Linked DNA regions of Homo sapiens: region 1 is linked to region 2. A link is a loop called in an ENCODE intact Hi-C map of the cell type or tissue named here. Cell type or tissue: adrenal gland. All regions are shown on one strand. Links, peaks and the distances in the headings refer to the core of each region. The heading gives the core; the rest is flanking DNA.

Region 1 (8,542 bases), core at 1-5,000, 100 kb before region 2:
CTGCTGCTCCCGTTGGTGGATCATCTCCAGGGGCTGGGTCTCAAAAAGCCACCGAGCTGTGCCAACGTCCCCAGCCACCACTTCCTGCCGGGTGATGCCCCGCACCACGTCGATGGTACTGGGGCTTCGGCCGAGCTGGTCTAGGGGCTGTGTCTCAAACATCCACCTGTAGCCCTGCACATCACCTCCGACTATCTGCTCTCTGCTAACAGAGGTCAGGGCATGGAGGCGGCCCTTGCTGTCCTGCATGGCATACACTGGGGACCCTATGCCCTGGGCCTGCCCAGCAGAATCAGTTCCTTCTTCTCTGCTTGGACTCCCATGGGCCAGAACCTCACCCTGTCCAATGCTGTCCAAGGGAAGGGTCTCAAAAAGGTTCTTAAAAGTCTTCACATCCCCCTTTAGCTCATCCCTCTGGGGGGCACTCTGAGAGAAGGGCAGTGCTGAGGAGCTGTCACTGGATAGATGCCCCTCACCGTCCTGGGGATCCACTCGCTGTAGGTGACCCACTTGGACCTTGTCTCTGAAAGCATCCAGGGGCTTTGTTTCAAATAGCCACAGGGTGGAGCGGACATCACCAGGGACCACTTCCTCCTTGGGTGGGGCCTCTGCTCCAGCCTCTTCGTCCCCCTTCAGAGTGTCCAGCGCTCGGGTCTCAAACAGATGCTGCTGCTGCTGAACATCTGGACCAGGTGGGATAAGGTCTGGGGATGGCTGGAAGTCCTTCTCATCTACCAAGATCTCCCGGATGGCATCCAGGGGCTGTGTCTCAAAGATCCAGCGAGTTGCACTGACGTCGGGCCGGGCCCCCTCCTCCAGGGAAATCCCCCGGATCACCCGCACCTGGCTGGGGTCCTGGTTGATGGCGTCCAGAGGCCGGGTCTCAAAGAGCCAGCGGGCAGACCTCACCGCGTTGCTTTGGATCTCCTCCCGGCATGCGGCCTTGACCTCATGGATGGCGCCCTCTGCATCCTGGATGGCACACAGGGGCTCCGTTTGGAAGAGCTTCACTGTCTTTTTCACATCACCCTTCAGCTCCTGGATCTCTGAGCGCAGTTCCAAGGGGCTCTGCTCCTGCAGGGAGGGGCGGGAGCCCAGGCGGTCCAGCGGCCGCGTCTCAAAGAGCATCCTGGTACCCTGCACATCTCCGCTGGCTGCAGGCTCCCTCACAGTGGCCTCCAGTTCCTTGGCTTGCCCTGTCAGCTCGTCCAGTGGCTTTGTCTCAAATAGCCAGCGGGCTGCACGAACGTCTCCTCCACCTGGCTGGGGCCTGGTTGGCTCCTGGTCTGTGCTGTTGGCAAAGGAGCCTTCCTCAAACTTGCGGGAGGTGGCCTGGACGTCACCACACAGCACGGGCTCCTTGGCAGCTGGCCTCTCGTGTTCTCCAATGGCATCCAGTCTCCAGTTCTCAAAGATCCAGCGCATGCACTGAACGTCACCCTCGGTGGGTTCCTCAGAGCCCAGGACCTCAGCCAGATCCTCGGCCACAGCCTCAGCCAGATTCTTGCGGAGCTCAGGGTGGATGTGCCTGTAGAGGCGGCGGAGCTCACTAGCTTGCCGCTGCTGATGGAACTTGGAGAAGGATTCCTTGGGTGGCGGCAGTGGCAGGTCCTCCAGGGCTGGGGGTGGAGGGAGGGGCAGGTCCTCTGCAGTTGCCATCCTCATGGTTGGTGTGGGGGCCACCTGTGTCTGGGTGTCGGCCATCCTTCTGAGAAGAAGGGGCAGAGATGAGGATGGGATTGGGAGCCTTAGATCTAGATGTTCAGCAGGGTAGAGGCTGGATGCTGGGAGAAATGGTAGTAAACAGGGCTCAGAGTCAGAGTAGCTCTGGGTGACTTACGCTTAGAGACTCCTTCCCTCTCTCTATGTGCCTGGCCTGGGCTTCACTTCGCTGCCTGCATGGTTCGTGGGCAACAGGTCTTGAACTTAGGACATGGACCCATTAATCATAGTGGGTTCCTGCTTTCCCTACATCTCATGCGTTGCTAGGGAGTGACCATGGTACCACTGGACATGAGACACTTTCCTTTAGCTCCATAAGGGACGCATAAACCTCCAGTGGGCAAACTGGACATGCCCCATCCTCACCTTCCTTTGTTAAAAATCAGTGTTTCCCTGGAAGACTGCCAGGGGAGTGGCCTGGGGGAATCCTGACTTTTGGAGTCCCAGCCTTGGAGAGGCAGGTCTCTAAACTGGTGACTGATTTCCTATGGAGACGAGATTCCTTTGCAGAACACCAGAGGGCAGACTTGCCATGTTGACCTGGAACGCTGCCTAACTTTTACCTCTTGGCTGTCAACGCACTCCAACCTTTCCCAGGCCCAAGGAGGCAAGCAGAGGCCAACAGCCCATGCTAGAGCGGAAGCAGTTGAGAATCAGGGCTGGGAAGCTGCTCATCAGATATCTCGTGCTTAGGCCAGATCCAAATTCTGAATATCTGGTCAGGGTTTTCTGCATTATACTCGAAGACTGAGAATGTCTGAGCTAGGGGGATCTCAAAGGTCTTTTAGCACAATCATTTATAAATAAAGATGAGGGAACTTAGGCCCAGAGTCAGATCTTGGTGAATAAATGGAAGGCCGTGCTGGCTTGGGGTCCCTAGACTCCATTTAGGGCATGGCCCCAAGAAATAAGAGGGTAGCAGGTGTAAAGCTTTCTTATTGGCCATAGAACCCGTCTATTCCCCAGCAGGCACCCCTGGGAGGATATGAGGGTGACAACAACCAGGGAGAGGACCATGGGATCAGGGTCCTTTCTGCAGAGACAGCCCTGCCTCTTGCTCCTGGATACCGCTCTCTAAGCAAGCAAGCACAGCTTCAGGGGCTCGGACTCAGGGGGGCTTCAGGCTAAGCCCTACCCCTGCAGGCCTCATGGCCACCCCAGCTCAGCCTCTCCCCGGCTACACCCCCGCCCCTCAATGACCTACCACCCCTCAAGCCCTTCTCTGGTCTCTGTCCATGTATGTCTTATCTCTCTTGTGACAGGTGTACTAACAGTCCCCAGAGGCCAGTAGGGAAAGAATGGGAAGCACGTGCCCCCTCCTGCTGCCCCTGACCCACTGCTCTGCACCACACAGGGTGCTAAATATAGCTGAGGTCCTGGCCTCAGAACAGCAGCCCTGGGCTCAGAGGGAGGCTGAGGCCCAGCCAGTGGGGACCCTCAGTACCCTTGGCTCACCTCATCTCCTTCATTAGCCTGGGCTCCCCTATCCTGCCTCCTGGGCTGGTGTCAGGCCCCTGGGCTGCAGGCCAGCCAGGTGCTAGAACCTGGACACCTTCCCTGGCCAAAGGAGTCTGCACTGGGGGGAGGTACTGGAAGTAAGTGGGGCAGGACTTCCTCCCTATGGCTACCTCAGAAGGAGGAGAGAGGAAACTGAGACCTGCTGACCCCATGCCCACCCTGGCATGTCCACCAAAGACATCAGAACCTTTGGGGAATGTGAGCTCTGAAACCTGCAGCCTGAGTCTCATCAAAGCTCTGGGTGGTTTTCTTTCATTTCTGAGCTCCAATGAGGATCCCCTGCCCAAGGCAAACCTGAGCCTGTCTCCACCTCTACTCCATCCTGTCACCACCAGGGTGGCCTGAGCAGATGGTGTGTGCACACCATCAGCTTCACCCCACCCCCGCCCCCAGGAATTTCCAGAATCTCTGCTAAGGCCACAGACAGTTATTATCATGGAGTCCAGGGATGTCAGGCCTAAGGACCCTCAGAGGTCACTCAATCTAAACCCCTTATTGTTCAAATAGGGAAACAGAGGCCCAAAGAGGGGAAAGGAGCTGTCCAAGGAGGCTCAGCAAGGCAGTAGCAAAGCCTGAAGCATGTCTCCTGACTCCTGGCCTTCCCACCACCATCTTTGCCTGGCTTGAGACTGCTGGGACAAGTGTAGAGTCAGGACAGAATTCATAACTGGGACCAGACTTACGTGGGGTGAGCCCCAAGAACTGTCCTAGAGCTTGGTCTCCTAGGGCTGGGCCAGCCTCTCAGGATGGTCCCCCTGCTGTCCTCGGGTCACCTCCTCCTTGGCCCAGCTGGCTCCATATGTCTTTACATCTGGGCAAATTCAGATCTGGTCTCCCTCCCGTGAGCCCCCCAAATCTGCCCTGGGGGCTTTCCCACTGGGCAAGACTATGGACATGGGCAGAGTCCGAATTCCACCCCAGGTTTTAGGCTATGATATGTAGGGAGCTGGGCTCCGGCCAGCCCCTGGGAGCTATCCCTGGGCCAGATATGCCAAGAGTGTCATCCACAACAACTAGGCATGGGGCTTGTTCTAGCAATGCACACTCAGGCCTACTTACAGCCCCCTGCCCCCACCTCTCTCCTGTTCCTCCTTCCTCCAGATCCTGGGCCTGCCTGAAGCTTCCCTGGGAGGAAGCCCTGAAGCCTGAGGCACTCCATACCTGTATTTTAAAAATCACAACTCCAGGCCTTTCTGGATCATGCCAGCCTGGCAGGAGCCTATCCTTTCTGCTAGCTTCAGGCCTGTGGCAGCCACTCTGAGAGCTCCCATGGGGCTCACACTGTCTTTACCTCCTTTGTGGGTTCTTTATGTCTGAGACTTCCACTCACCTCCTCCCATGCATGCCCCTCAATCTCCTTCCCCTACTCAGAGCCATTCCTAATACGTCCATTTCAGAAGGAGAGGGGATCCCAGCTGTGAAAGCCAGCCTTGCTGTGGAAGGATGGAGAGGTAGGTTACTCACCAAGGGTCTCTCTTGGCTGATGGGGTGTTTGTGGTCTGTAGCAGCTGTGGTCTCAGGGTTCGTCGTTCCTCTGGAGGTTCTTGTTCAAATTGGTTCTGTTCTGCTGGCTCCAACAGACACCTTCTTGCTGCCCTGGCTCCAGGTCTCTGTCCCCTGCCAGCCCCAGCAGCTGCCTTTATCTTGCTGGCTAGTGGGTGGGCCGTGGTGGGGGCGGGTGGGAGAGGCTATGTTCCGAGTATTAAGTGGTTCGGTTATTTTTAGGTCTTGTGGAAGTCACTCTTCCATCCTGGGGAATCAGTTACATGTCCTTTGGGCTGGGGAGGGGAAACAGAGGGGGAGAAGCTTCATTCATCCAAAGTCTGATCTGGGGATTGGGGTCAGTGACTCAGCTGGGTTGTGAGGTTGGGGGTGTCCCAGACTATTTTGAGAGAGTGACTAAGAAGAGGCATCTGACACCTTGGACAGCTTGCTCCCGTCTTGTGAGCCCCCATCATTCTACTCTGGCCCTGCCTCTGACTCTTCCTGACGTGTCTCCACCCACCGTGCCAGGAGACTGGAGGTCTCCTGAGGGCAGGCTGGGCACCTCCTCCTCTGTTCTGAGCCTGGATACCTCTGAGTGTGATGCTCAGCTCTCTTTCTTCCCCATTCCCTTCTGCACTAAAGAGTTCCTTCTTTCTTATCCATTCCACCCTGTGCCCCACAGCACAGGTCAACACAGCCCCGATGAAGCTGGATTTGGGGGGAAGACATCTGAATGACCAGGCCCAGCTCTTCACTGGGCCGAGATTGGCCAGGCCCAGCTCCTCCTTTGCACCACTACACCCAGTTAATTTTTGTATTTTTAGTAGAGATGGGGTTTCACCATGTTGGCCAGGCTGGTCTCGAACTCCTGACCTCAGGTAATCCACCTGCCTCGGCCTCCCAATGAATGAATTCCACAGCAGGACTCTATGGTTTTCATTCCAGATTATCTGAGTCCTTTCTTCTCGACTCTTCCCTCTGACTCAGGGCCCAGGCTTTCTGGGAATGGAGGGGAGGGGAAGGGCGGCATGCAGGGAGCTGACCGTGGGGTTATTTCTGACCCTGGAGTCATCAGCTTCCCAGTCACAGATGGAGTGGCGGCGGGGGTGGGGGGGTCACACCTGCCTCCTCCTTTGCTTACCAGGGCGTGAGGGGCCCAGGAGGCCCAAGAGATCCTGGCAGTCAGACCAGTGTGGTGAAGGATGTCAGGGGACCATCTGCAAAAAACTCGAAAGAGGTGTTTTGTCCTAGGTGGGCCTGGCCCAGGCTCCATGCCTGTGGGTATGCAGGTGCATTCTGTGGCCTGGCACATGAGGTCTTCCTTCTGACTCCCCAAATGCCCTCTGGTACCAGGGGGTGATGCCAGACATTGCTCACTTTTTCCATGTAGTCAATGTCAGTCCTGCAGCGTCAGCTGGGATGGGGGTAAGGACATCTGGGAACCCCCTCTTCCTGGTCTCCCTCCCTCTTGTCTCTTCCCCTGCTCTTTTCTAGCCCTCTGCCTGTCCCCCAGGCTCCTGGCTCTCTCTAGGAAGGGCAGGGAGACCGATGTACCAGTGTTTCAGGGAAAGGGCAGCCTTAGGTTTCTCAGGATTTCTCCTGGGAGGAGCTTTCTCCCTGTGGGTACTGAAATTTCTTACTTTCTAGGATAGTTTTGAGAATTGAAGGAATTATTATATGAAAAGAGTGCCTCCAGCCAGGCACGGTGGCTCACGCCTGTAATCTCAGCACATTTCGGCAGGCTGAGGCTGGTGGATCACTTGAGGTCAGGAGTTCGAGACCAGCCTGACCAACATGGTGAAACCTTGTCTCTACTAAAAATATAAAAAATTAGCTGGGTGTGGTGGCACACACCTGTAATCCCAACTACTTGGGAGGCTGAGGCAGGAAAATTGAATCTGGGAGGCAGAAGATGCAGTGAGCTGGGATCGCACCCCTGCACTCCAGCCTGGGCGATAGAGCAAGACTCTGTCTCAAAAAAAAAAAAAAGTGCCTGAGAGTACTTAGCACATAGCCTATGCTTTAGAAGAGCCAGCTATTATACTGTATATAATATAAAAAGAGAAAAGCCCCTAGGTGGAACTCACTTTTGTACTCACCTCCTGTGATAACTCATGGGAGAAATTCCTCAGGCCTCAATATTAGGAAAGAGGCTCTTCCTGAGCACTTGGTTTCTTTGTATCTAGTACAGCTGTGCTGTCCAATAGAGTTGCCACTAGCCAAATGAGGCTATTTAAATTTAAGTACATTAAAATGAAATAAAATAAAAACTCAGTTATTTCACTACACTAGCCATATTTGAAGTGCTCCATAGAGACAAGTGGCTAGCAACTATTATATTGATTTTGTTTGCTTGTTTGTTTTTGAGACGGAGTTTCGCTCTGTCGCCCAGGCTGGAGTGCAGTGGCGCGATCTCGGCTCACTGCAACCTCCACCTCCCGGGTTCAAGCGATTCTACTGCCTTAGCCACCCGAGTAGCTGGGATTACAGGTGTGTGCCACCGTGCCCAGCTAATTTTTGTATTTTTAGTAGAGATGGGGTTTCACCATGTTGCCCAGGCTGGTCTCAAACTCCTGACCTCAGGTGATCCACCTGCCTCCGCCTCCCAAAGTGCTGGGATTACAGGCATGAGCCACCGCACCCAGCCTGAAACTATTATATTGAATAGTGCAGAATGTTTGCATTATTTCAGAAAGTTCTACGGATAGTGCTGTTATAGATGTTAAAATAAATAAGAAAATAAATTTTTCTGGAAGGAGAATTGTCAATAGAATAAACAATTTTTATGACATATGGTGTTTCTCTTTGACTTGGCTGCTAGGAAACTCAGAGCTAAATTTTTAACCTAGCAAGTAGACTTTATGGTCCAAATCCTGTGTAATGAGGGTGACCAACTTTTTGTTGTCTGTCTCTGAGGAGTTTTGCAAGACAAGGGATGTTCAGTTTTAAAACTGGAAAAGTTCTAACAAAACCAGGACAAGCTAGTCACTCTATGTGTAATGATCTAATGATATCACATCATCATGGTATTAATTATGAGGCTGTCAAGATAGTAAACTAGGCATTATTTACTGGAGTATCTTTAGTGGTATTAAGAAGGTAAACTGAGGCACAATAAATTTTTTAAGAGTTTATTTGTGCAAACAACAATTTTTGAATCAGGCAGTCCCAAACCAGAAGTGGCTTGGGAACTCTACTGAGGGAGCACAAGCGGGAGGTTTTTATAAGACAGATACAGAAGTAAAGCAAATATAATATTTGATTGGTTACAGTTATACAGTTGCCTTATTTGATCTATCCCATTGGAAAGTCCCTGGTTATATAATTATTTGTGCTGGCTGCTTCTCATTAGTTGCACTTAAGTTTTATTTTTCTTTAATATAGGCATTTACAAGAAATAGCTCAAAGGCAGGCATGGTGACTCACACCTGTAATCTGAGCACTTTGGGAGGCTGAGGTGGGAGGATCACTTGAGCCCAGGAGTTGGAGACCAGCTTGGGCAACATAGCGAGACCTCATCTCTACAAAAAATAAAAGAAAATATTAGCTGAGTGTGGTGGCATGCAATTGTTGTCCCAGCTACTTGGGAGGCTGAAGTGGGAGAATCGCTTAAGCCAGAAAGGTGGAGGCTGCAGTGAGCCGTGATTATGCCACTGCATTCCAGGCTAGGTGGCAAAGTGAGATCCTGTCTCAAAAAAAAGAAAAGAAAAGAAAAAAGAAAGAAGGAAGGAAAGAAGGAAGGAAGGAAGGAAAAGGAAGAAAGGAAGGAAGGAAAAAGAAAGAAAAAGGAAGGAAGGAAGGAAGGAAAGAAGAAAGG
Region 2 (8,895 bases), core at 1,984-6,983:
AAAATGTGTCTGTCATTCTCTGGGAACCTAGCTTGGGTTGAATTATTTTTAAACCTCAGTATGTTGAGGCAGAAGTCCTAAAAGGCTCATTGCAGACTAAAACAAAAGTGCCTCTTTATTCCCAAATGAACCATCACTTGCCCCATATACTGCTTAATAGTTATTGGTAATTGCCGCTATTATGTGTCACACTTTTGTACACAAGCAATGCATCTCCAACCTGACCCTTGCTCACTCACTTGCCAGGTATTTAGAAAGCACATGTTGCCTGCCTACCTTCTGCTCAGGGCTGTTTGTTAAGGATACAAAGATGAATAGGGCAGGGTCTCTACCCTTTCCCTTAATGGTCTCGCTTTGGCTTCCACTCTTCCAGGTAGCTCAGGAAACTTAAGGTAATCTACAGTCATCAGATACAGGAGTGAGCTGCCTTGCCTCTATCCCCTGAGCTCTGTCTCCCCCTCCTGGTGTCTCTGGCTCTCACCAGCAACCCCCAGGTCCAGGAGCAGCAGGCGGAGCAGCCAATCAGCAGAGATGGCCCCACCTGGTGGGCAGCCCTTTGGCTTCAGAGCTCCCCTCTGGTTCATTGGTTTTACTCAAAACACTTGGCTTTGCTGACAGTCATCTGTGGTAGCTGCATTTCCCCAGAGGAAGTGGTGTGTGCAGGCAAATCTGGCAAGCCTTTGGGTTACAGTTTTGTGATGAGCCAGCCGGCCCACAATTACCTGGAATCCCACTCTCCTGGTTCAAATCCTGACCCTGCTACTCTCAAGCTGTGTGGCTTAGGGCGAGATATTTCTCTAAGCCTGAATTTCCTTATTGTTAAAATCAGGGCAGGCCGGGCACAGTGGCTCATGCCTGTAATCCCAGCACTTTGGGAGGTCGAGGCGGGCGGATCACCTGAGGTCAGGAGTTCGAGACCAGCCTGACCAACACATCTCTACTAAAAGTACAAAAATTAGCCAGGCATGGTGGCGTGCATCTGTAATCCCAGCTACTCAGGAGGCTGAGGCAGGAGAATCACTTGAACCCGGGAGGTGGAGGTTGCAGTGAGCTGAGATCGCACCACTGCACTCCAGCCTGGGCAATGAGTGAGACTCCATCTAAAAAAAAAAAAAATCAGGGTAAACTTATATGGCAAAGTCGGCATGAGGATTAATGGTGACATGTGTAAAGCACTTCATATGGTGCTCTGAGTAGGGTAATGAGGGTAATAGAAATCTGTGTTCCGGGGATACAAAGAAGGAGCAATCTCTTCCTAAGAGTCTTGGTGGATGCATTCACCTGGGCAGGATGTGCCAGGAGAGGGACCAAGTTGTACAAAGGGTCAAGAGGGTAGAAGAGCCTCACTCATTAGTGGAGCCTCTCAGAGTAGCCTCCTTCTGGGCTCTCTGGAGCTTTGCTGAAGCGCAGCTGTCCCTTCAGAACTCATTGCACTGTTTCTGGTCCTGGTTCCCTCTTACTCCACTTGCTTGGCAAAAATTTCTGAGTGACAACTCCCTTTTCTACTTGAAACTGGTGGGCAATCTTGTCCCTCTCCTCTCCTGAATGGCCTTTTAACTATTCTTAGAAAAAAATTAAAATCCAAGTATATGGACTGAATTATGTTTCCCCCAACTCCCATTCATATTTTGAAGCCCTAACCCACAATATGACTATATTTGGGGATGAGGCCTCTAAGGAGGTCATTAAGGTTAAGTGAGGTTATAAGAGTGGGACCCTAATCCAACAGGACTGGTGTCCTTATCAGAAGAGAGAGACACCAGGGATGTATGTGCACAGAGAAAGGAGGCGGCATCTGCAAGCCAAGGAGTGAGGCCTCAGGAGAAATCAAGCCTGCTGACACCTTGATCTTAGACTTCCAGCTTCCAGAACTGTGAGAAATAAATTTCTATTGTTTAAGCCACCCAGTCTGTGGTATTTTGTTATGAAAGCCCAAGGAGACTGACCCCCAAAGTTAATGTCAATTAATCAGGGTGAAATTATTTCTCATAGTTTGTGGGCTGAAGACCATGAGGAACATCTAGAGTTTAAAAGTTAGGTTTGTTTAGCTTACTGCGGCAAGGGAAGACACATGTCAAAGGAACCAGGGAGCATGTCCTTAATGGGGAGCTGGGGCTTGTGCTGGACACGTCTAAGGGAGGATTCAGGAAGCAGGGGCAGTTCTAGATCAGGCACTGTCAAAAAACAGGGGCAGTTCAGTGACTGAGTGTCTTAGTGGATTTTATCTGGGGGGATTGAAGTGGGCTAGAGTCATCATTGCTAAAGAAGCAGCAATCCCTCATGCCGATCAGAGGTGGGGATGTTTAGTTTTGTGGTTGTGGAGTGGTCTTCTTTGAGCCTTTTCCAAACATGGTCACAGTGTGTGGGAACATCACAGTCTGGCAGCTGACAGGCAAGTTTTCACTTTCTTTTTTCATATTAGGGAATCCCAAGTGGTACAATCTGCTAAATGTGAATGTAAAAGGAAAATAAAATCTCGGGACCTTCATTCACTATGCCAAAGGGAGAGATTAAGCTGGAAGCTGAGTCACAGAATAAACTGCCTTCCTTTTGTTCCTAAGAATATAGCTACAGATAAAAGGTCAGATAGGGCCGGGCGCAGTGGTTCACACCTGTAATCCCAGCACTTTGGGAGGCCGAGGTGGGCAGATGACGAGGTCAGGAGTTTGAGACCAGCCTGGCCAACATAGTGAAACCTCGTCTCTAGTAAAAATACAAAAAATTTGCCAGGCATGGTGGTGGGCGCCTGTAATCCCAGCTACTCAGAAGGCTGAGGCAGGAGAATTGCTTGAACCTGGGAGGCGGAGGTTGCAGTGAGCTGAGATCGCGCCATTGCACTCCAGCCTGGGGGGACACTGCGAGACTCTGACTCAAACAAATAAATAAACAACAACAAAAAAATAACAGTCAGATAGAAGGCCAGGTGTCTCCACAGGTAGCTGCCCTATGCTTACTTTATCTTACGTAAACATTTGCTGAACACCAGATGAATAAATAATTGACTTTTCTTTTCTTTTTTTTTTTGAGACAGAATTTCACTCTTGTTGCCCAGGCTGGAGTGCAATAGCGCAATCTCAGCTCACTGGAACCTCCACCTCCCGGGTTCAAGCAATTCTCCTGCCTCAGCCTCCCAAGTAGCTGGGATTACAAGGGCCTGCCACTATGTCCACCTAGTTTTTGTATTTTTAGTAGAGATGGGGTTTCACCGTGTTGGCCAGGCTGGTCTGGAACTCCTGACCTCAAGTGATCCACCAGCCTCCGTCTCCCAAAGTGCTGGGATTACAGGTGTAAGCCACTGCGCCCAGCCCATAATTGACTATTTTGGTATTCTGCCTTTTTTCACGTGCAACATGTAGATTCAGTCATGTGACCATACATGTGACCATACGCTCCCTCTTTCCCCTCCCGCCTACTTGTCCTCTTCAAATATTGAAGCACTCAAAATCCTCTTTGGAAAAAAGCACAGATCACAGGTTGTTCTTGGGATTTTGTGTTCCTTTTTTGGGAGGCACATCCTTAACCTTGGCAAACTAAGTCTCTAAATTTATTGAGACCTGTCTCAGATACTTTTTGGTTTATAGGAACAATGAAAAGGACAGTTATGAAACACATGTGCAGCTCACTCCATGGTTTACAAAGCACTCCCACAGGCACCAAGAGTGATTATTTCCAACTCTTCCTTTCAGGTGAGGAAACTGAGGCCCAAGAAAGTTAGAGAAGTAACTTGAAGACACTCAGCTGATAGGTTGGTGGGAGGGCCACCACAGGTCACAAATTTACCTACATGCAGTGTTTGGCCTTGGAAAGCAGGGCTGTTTCTCTAAGAGTCACTGAACCTACAGCAGATGCCTTCGGGGTCTGCAGAGCTCCTTTCTAAAGGGCTTTCTCCTGGCTCTAGGATAGCAGTAGGGATGTGGAAGGAAGGGCTGAATGACAGGTTCAATGAAATGGTTCCAGTGAATGGAAAGCTTAGGGGCGCCCCCTTGTGGTAATCACATGAAGTGCTGCTCCAGGTCTGGGCTGAGACGGGTGTGGGCAGCAAGGTCCCCTCTAAGGCAACAAGAGCAAGTGCCAGGGATTGAGCACCTGCCTTGGGTCAGGCCCTGTGCACGTGATGGTCAGGGACTCATTTGACCCTCAGCCCGGCAGCCTGAGAGCTGGGTGTTCTCAGCCTGTGTGAGAGATGAGAAAACAGAGATGAAGGCAGAGTTTACCCATGAGAAGAGTGGTGGAGCTAGGCTGGAAGACCCGGTCCAGTGGCAGAGCTGCTGTTGTCAGGTGGAAGCCCCTTCCCATTTCTAAGTTCCTTGTGACTTCCTAAAGTCAGACCCTCAACTAGACTGTAGCACCGAGGAGCTGCTTCTGACTTTGTAAAGGGCCTCCTGGTTTTACAAGGTGTTTTCATACTCCTCATCTCTCATAAGCCACACAGAATCCTGCAAAGCAGGGTTTTTTAGGGATGATTGTCTCCACTTGAAAACCAAGAAAACAGAGGCACAGAGATAATAACAGTTAAAACATAGTAATAGACACTGTTTATTAAATGTTTACCATGTGCCAGGACCTGTGCTAAGTAAGTGCCTTCTATTTATTATTTTGTTTAATCCTCCAGCAATGCTAGTAATTGTCCTCATTTTACGGATGAGGATAAGGAGGCTCAGAAAAGCTGAGTGTCTCTCCCAAATTACACAGTTCAGGAACTGGAGCTGCAGTCTGACTCTGGAACCTGAATTCTTACTTACCACACTGTACTTAACAAGTGTGACTCACTGTAGGCACCAGTCTGGTAAAGGATGAGCACAAACTGGCATCTGTCTGCTTTGACACCCTAGACAATCTTCTTTCTACAACATCACACAGGTTCAGATGTCCTCTTTCAATATCTGGAGGTAATGATATAGCTAGAAACAAAACAAAACAAAAGACCAGTTACAGTCAGTTCTTTGGGGTAAAAATGTTGGAAAGACTAATGAGGGCATACTCAGGGCCCCCGAGAGGGGGTATGCACTTGCTGTACTATGAGAGTGAACTAAGGTCTAGGTCAAGCTCTAGGCCAAGCCTATGACCTAACCTGGCTGTAATTCACGTAAAGCTGCTGTGTGTGCTAGCTGCTTCCTGGAATATTGTTCTAAAGCACTTCTGGCAGGTGTCTGAAGCCTGTGCCAGTGAACCAGTCTTTCCTGGGAGTAGTGGTTGCAATATTATGATGTCCGGAGCTGTGCTGTCCAATACGATGGTCACTGGCCACATGTGGCTATTGAGCCCTTGAGATATGGCTAGTCTCAGTTGAAATGTGATATAAATGTAAAATATTTGCCAGATTCTTAAAGACTCAGTATTTAAAAAGAAATGTAAACTATCTCATTAATAATTTTTATGTTAATGACATGATGAAACTATATAATATGCCTTACATTAGATGCCTTACATTTAATATCTTATTAAAATTAACTTTACCTATTTCCCTTTGCTTTTTCAATCACACCAGGAAATTTTAAATTACCTACATGGGCCGGGTACGTGTAGCCACTATGAACTCATTTCAGTTCTCAAACGCCCTAAGCTTTCTCCAGCCTTGACCCCTTCCCCTCCATCCTCACTACTTAGGTAGCTCCTTAGGCAGCAAGTCTGTTCTATAGAGACCTCCTGTGACCCCCTAAGCTATATTAGGTCCCCCACTCTGTCAATTATCTCAGTCCATTATTTCTTCTTTGTGAAATTGATGACACTTCATCACCATCCTCTTATGTGTGGATGTGTTTAATGTCTGTCTCCCCCACTAAACTGGAGCATTATGAGGGTAGGGATGGTGTTTGTGCAGCTGTGTCCTGGTGTACACACAGTCACTCTCACAAGGATTTGTCCATGACTGCTTGCTTGCACAATTAGGAGAGAAGTTGCCACTGGCCGTCGTCGTCATCCAGTCTGAGCCGGGCACTCTGCATGCCTTATCCTCACTCCCCACGGCAACCTTCAGGGGTGCGCCACTGCCACATTTCTGCTGTGGAGCAGCCCAGCGGCTTGGGAAGGGAAGTCACTTGCCCACAGTCTCCTTGTGGGGGAGTGCCCAGGCAGGACTCGAAGCCAGGCCTGGCTGCTTCCCACTCTGTGTGCCTCCTTCCTTGCCAAGGGTGCCCCTGTTTTCAGGTCCCATCTCAGAGAGACTGCGCTCATCCTGGCCAGCCTTGGCTCTGCTCTGTTCTTTGGGAGATCCCAGGGTCAGAAGACCAGGAGGCCAGGTGGGTGATGGGTGTAGATGCTGAGTGCATGGGCCGGGGGCACTGAACCCCAAGCTTGGGGTTGGTTCCAGCCAGATGGGAGCATAGGAGCTGACAGCAGGTCCGTGTGGCCTTGCTCCTCCCAGGTGCAACCCTAGGGGTCCCACACAGCGTGCTGAGGTGCTTGCCCTTACCTCCCAATTCCTCACGGGTATGAGTCCATGAGAATAGTATGGGGTGCATGGACGACCAGGCTGGCAGAAAACAACCTTGACAGGCCGGATGTGAGCAACAGCAGAAAAAGTCAAGCACTTCGATCACAGAAGAGCAAGGGCCTGGTTTGAAAGGGCTTCTTTGAGAAGAGACTGAAAGGGATGTTCTGAGGACCTATTGACAAGACGAGCTAACCACTTCACAAGGGGCCCCTGCCCTCCTCTCAGTGGGAGCCCTGCACAACCCCACTCCGAATTCACCCACATCTTAGAACCCAATGAGCAGGCCCTGCAGTCCTGCTTTCCTAGTCCCCTGCCTGGCAGAGAAACGCTCGAGGAGACAGTAATGTTGATTCAAGTTGGCCAAAAACAGCAAAAGTTCTAAAAGCACAAGAATAACAAGGGATCTGCCGGATACTGAGTGGGGCAGAGATCCTCCTGGGGGAAGGGACACAGGAGTGGAGAGGTCAGAGGCCCTGGCTGGGGGAAGGATGAAGCCAGGAAGTCCACATGACAGGCTCCCCAGTGTCCTGGGAAATGTCTGTGGGCCCTACTCTTGTTCTGGGCAAGGGGTAAGGCAGCCAGACACAGGGGGCAACACCTGACCCTGTGCTGTCTGGAGTTATCACTGGAGGCTCAGAGGGAAAAACTGCATGAACCATCTCAAGGGTTCCTTGAATTCAGCTTTGCACATAAAACTCACGTCGCACTGGTAGGCTTTGAAGATTCCACACTGTGAATGACCAGGCCACAAAGGCATACCCACTCAAGTGACACCTAGGCTGCAGGACCAACCAGAAAGGCCTTTGGAAACCCCCTCCCATGGACAGCTGGCACACAGAGGCTTCATGAAACTCCATTTACTCAGGGTCATTGATTCCTAACAATGGGCGATACTGGGGTTCAATGTATGACTTCATTTGGAGTTTCACTTTGAGTGAATAGTACATTGTATATGTTTTCGCTTCACGGTGAATAAGAGCTGTGCACAGATTGACTGGGAGTAGAAATTGACAGCTATTTTAAAAACTGCTTTTTAGTCATTCTTTTAACCCTTCTCACAGCTGTATGTCAGAAGCAGGTTCTGGCTGGCTGGAGTGCTGAGCCCTAACATGCTGTGCCTCAGTTTGCTGCTGTGTACAATAAGAGGAAGTGACCATGTTCTCCCCTAGAACCTCTCCAGCTCTACACCGCTGGTGTGCATGCCCTCTGTTTGCCAGATCACCCAGTTCTAGGAGACAGGGCATTCTCTTGTAGATGTACTGCATGAAGTATTGAGCTAGGCTAAGGGTGGATGCAGAACTTTGAATTCCAGTGAGTCTGTCTGGAAGCCTCTGAGACATACCAATGTCATATCCTGGGAGGGATGGAAGACTATGGCCTGTGGAAAAGAAAGAGGGAGAGAGGGGAAAAAAGGAGAAAAGAAGCAATTTCCAGATAATAGAGGTGTAAGAATGTCTAGAGGACCCCCTCCTGATATAGAACACCTAGGATGCTGGATAATTACTCAAAAATACCTTTTTAAATAAATGGTTGATCTGGAAAAAAGGTGAAGAAAATCCTCAGAGGCAGAATGCAAATCTGCTGGGTGAAGGAAAGGCTGGAGCTCACATTCACCCTGGGCCCTCTGTGGCCCCTTAAGGCCGGGAGCCTGGCCTTCATGGGTCATGTGCCTGCAACGTGGAAGACAAAGACAAGTTCTGGGCTAGGAAGGGTGAGATTCTATCTGAAGCCCAAACAAAACCAGTATCCCCAAAGGGGAGCTCCCTTTGTAAGTGAAGTAAGAGTCCCACCCCAGTCTCATTTCCACACAGAGGGGAAATTATATAACGATGCCTACATTGGCTTTGGCTCCAGTGAGTAGAAAAAAAGAAAAGTCCTCTCCAGAACTCTCAGCCACAAACCTGTGTTCATGCATATTGGGGCTGAATTTCACACTTCCTGTGTGGCCAAAAAGCCAATCAAACACAGAGGTCCCAGGTTGGAAGTACCCCAGAGTACTGGGTGAAGTAAAGGCAAGTCCCCTCTGGAGGAATGTGCGTTACAACTGGGCCTCAAGGAATAGCACCATTTCCATCAGGGCTTGCTTAGTTCCTTCCCTAGGCAACAGAGGCTGAGGCAAAGCCTGCATGGTGATGCCATATCAGAATGTGAAATTCAACAGGAACAAAGTGCAGGAAGAAGTGAAGTGAGGCAGGGAAAGAGGAAAGCAAACACAGAGTGGTGCATTCCTGAGCTGGCCATAGCTACAGCAGGAAATGTAGCTGGTTATGCAGGCTCTCTGCAAAAGGCCCATGGAATGGCCCACTGCAGTAATTCACACTTGTAATCCCAATGCTTTGGGAGGCTGAGGTGGGAGGATCAATTGACATCAAGAGTTTGAGACCCAGCCTGGACAACATAGTGAGACCCCATCTCTACAAAAAATTTAAAAAATTAGCCGAGTGTGGTGGCACACAGCTGTA

Evidence for each region. A loop is a pair of places that touch in the nucleus more often than their neighbours do. Peaks named below come from ENCODE experiments on the same cell type or tissue, not always from the same donor. Only the 100,000 strongest peaks of a DNase experiment are listed, where the experiment ranks them.
Region 1: it touches region 2 in a loop (4-fold over the local background); 90 of 110 quality-filtered maps call a loop at or near these places.

What each region holds. Positions count from the first base shown.
Region 1 is chr3:39,187,742-39,196,283 of GRCh38, forward strand. It overlaps XIRP1 (xin actin binding repeat containing 1), which reads right to left and starts at 4,854. Exons shown (of 2, transcript NM_194293.4): 1 at 4,705-4,854; 2 at 1-1,784. The coding sequence starts at 1,704. RefSeq lists an enhancer at 3,625-4,614. In adrenal gland, for the core only: CTCF peaks have their summits at 2,249 (motif pointing right) and 2,448; DNase peaks (open chromatin) are centred at 2,220 and 3,335.
Region 2 is chr3:39,288,050-39,296,944 of GRCh38, forward strand. It overlaps a transcript of CX3CR1 not described here. Among named protein-coding and RNA genes, the nearest start is that of CX3CR1, 12 kb to the left of the region's middle. RefSeq lists enhancers at 6,843-6,912, 6,953-7,092, 7,133-7,292, 8,095-8,144. In adrenal gland, for the core only: CTCF peaks have their summits at 3,985 (motif pointing left) and 4,190; a DNase peak (open chromatin) is centred at 3,992; H3K27ac peaks cover 228 bases.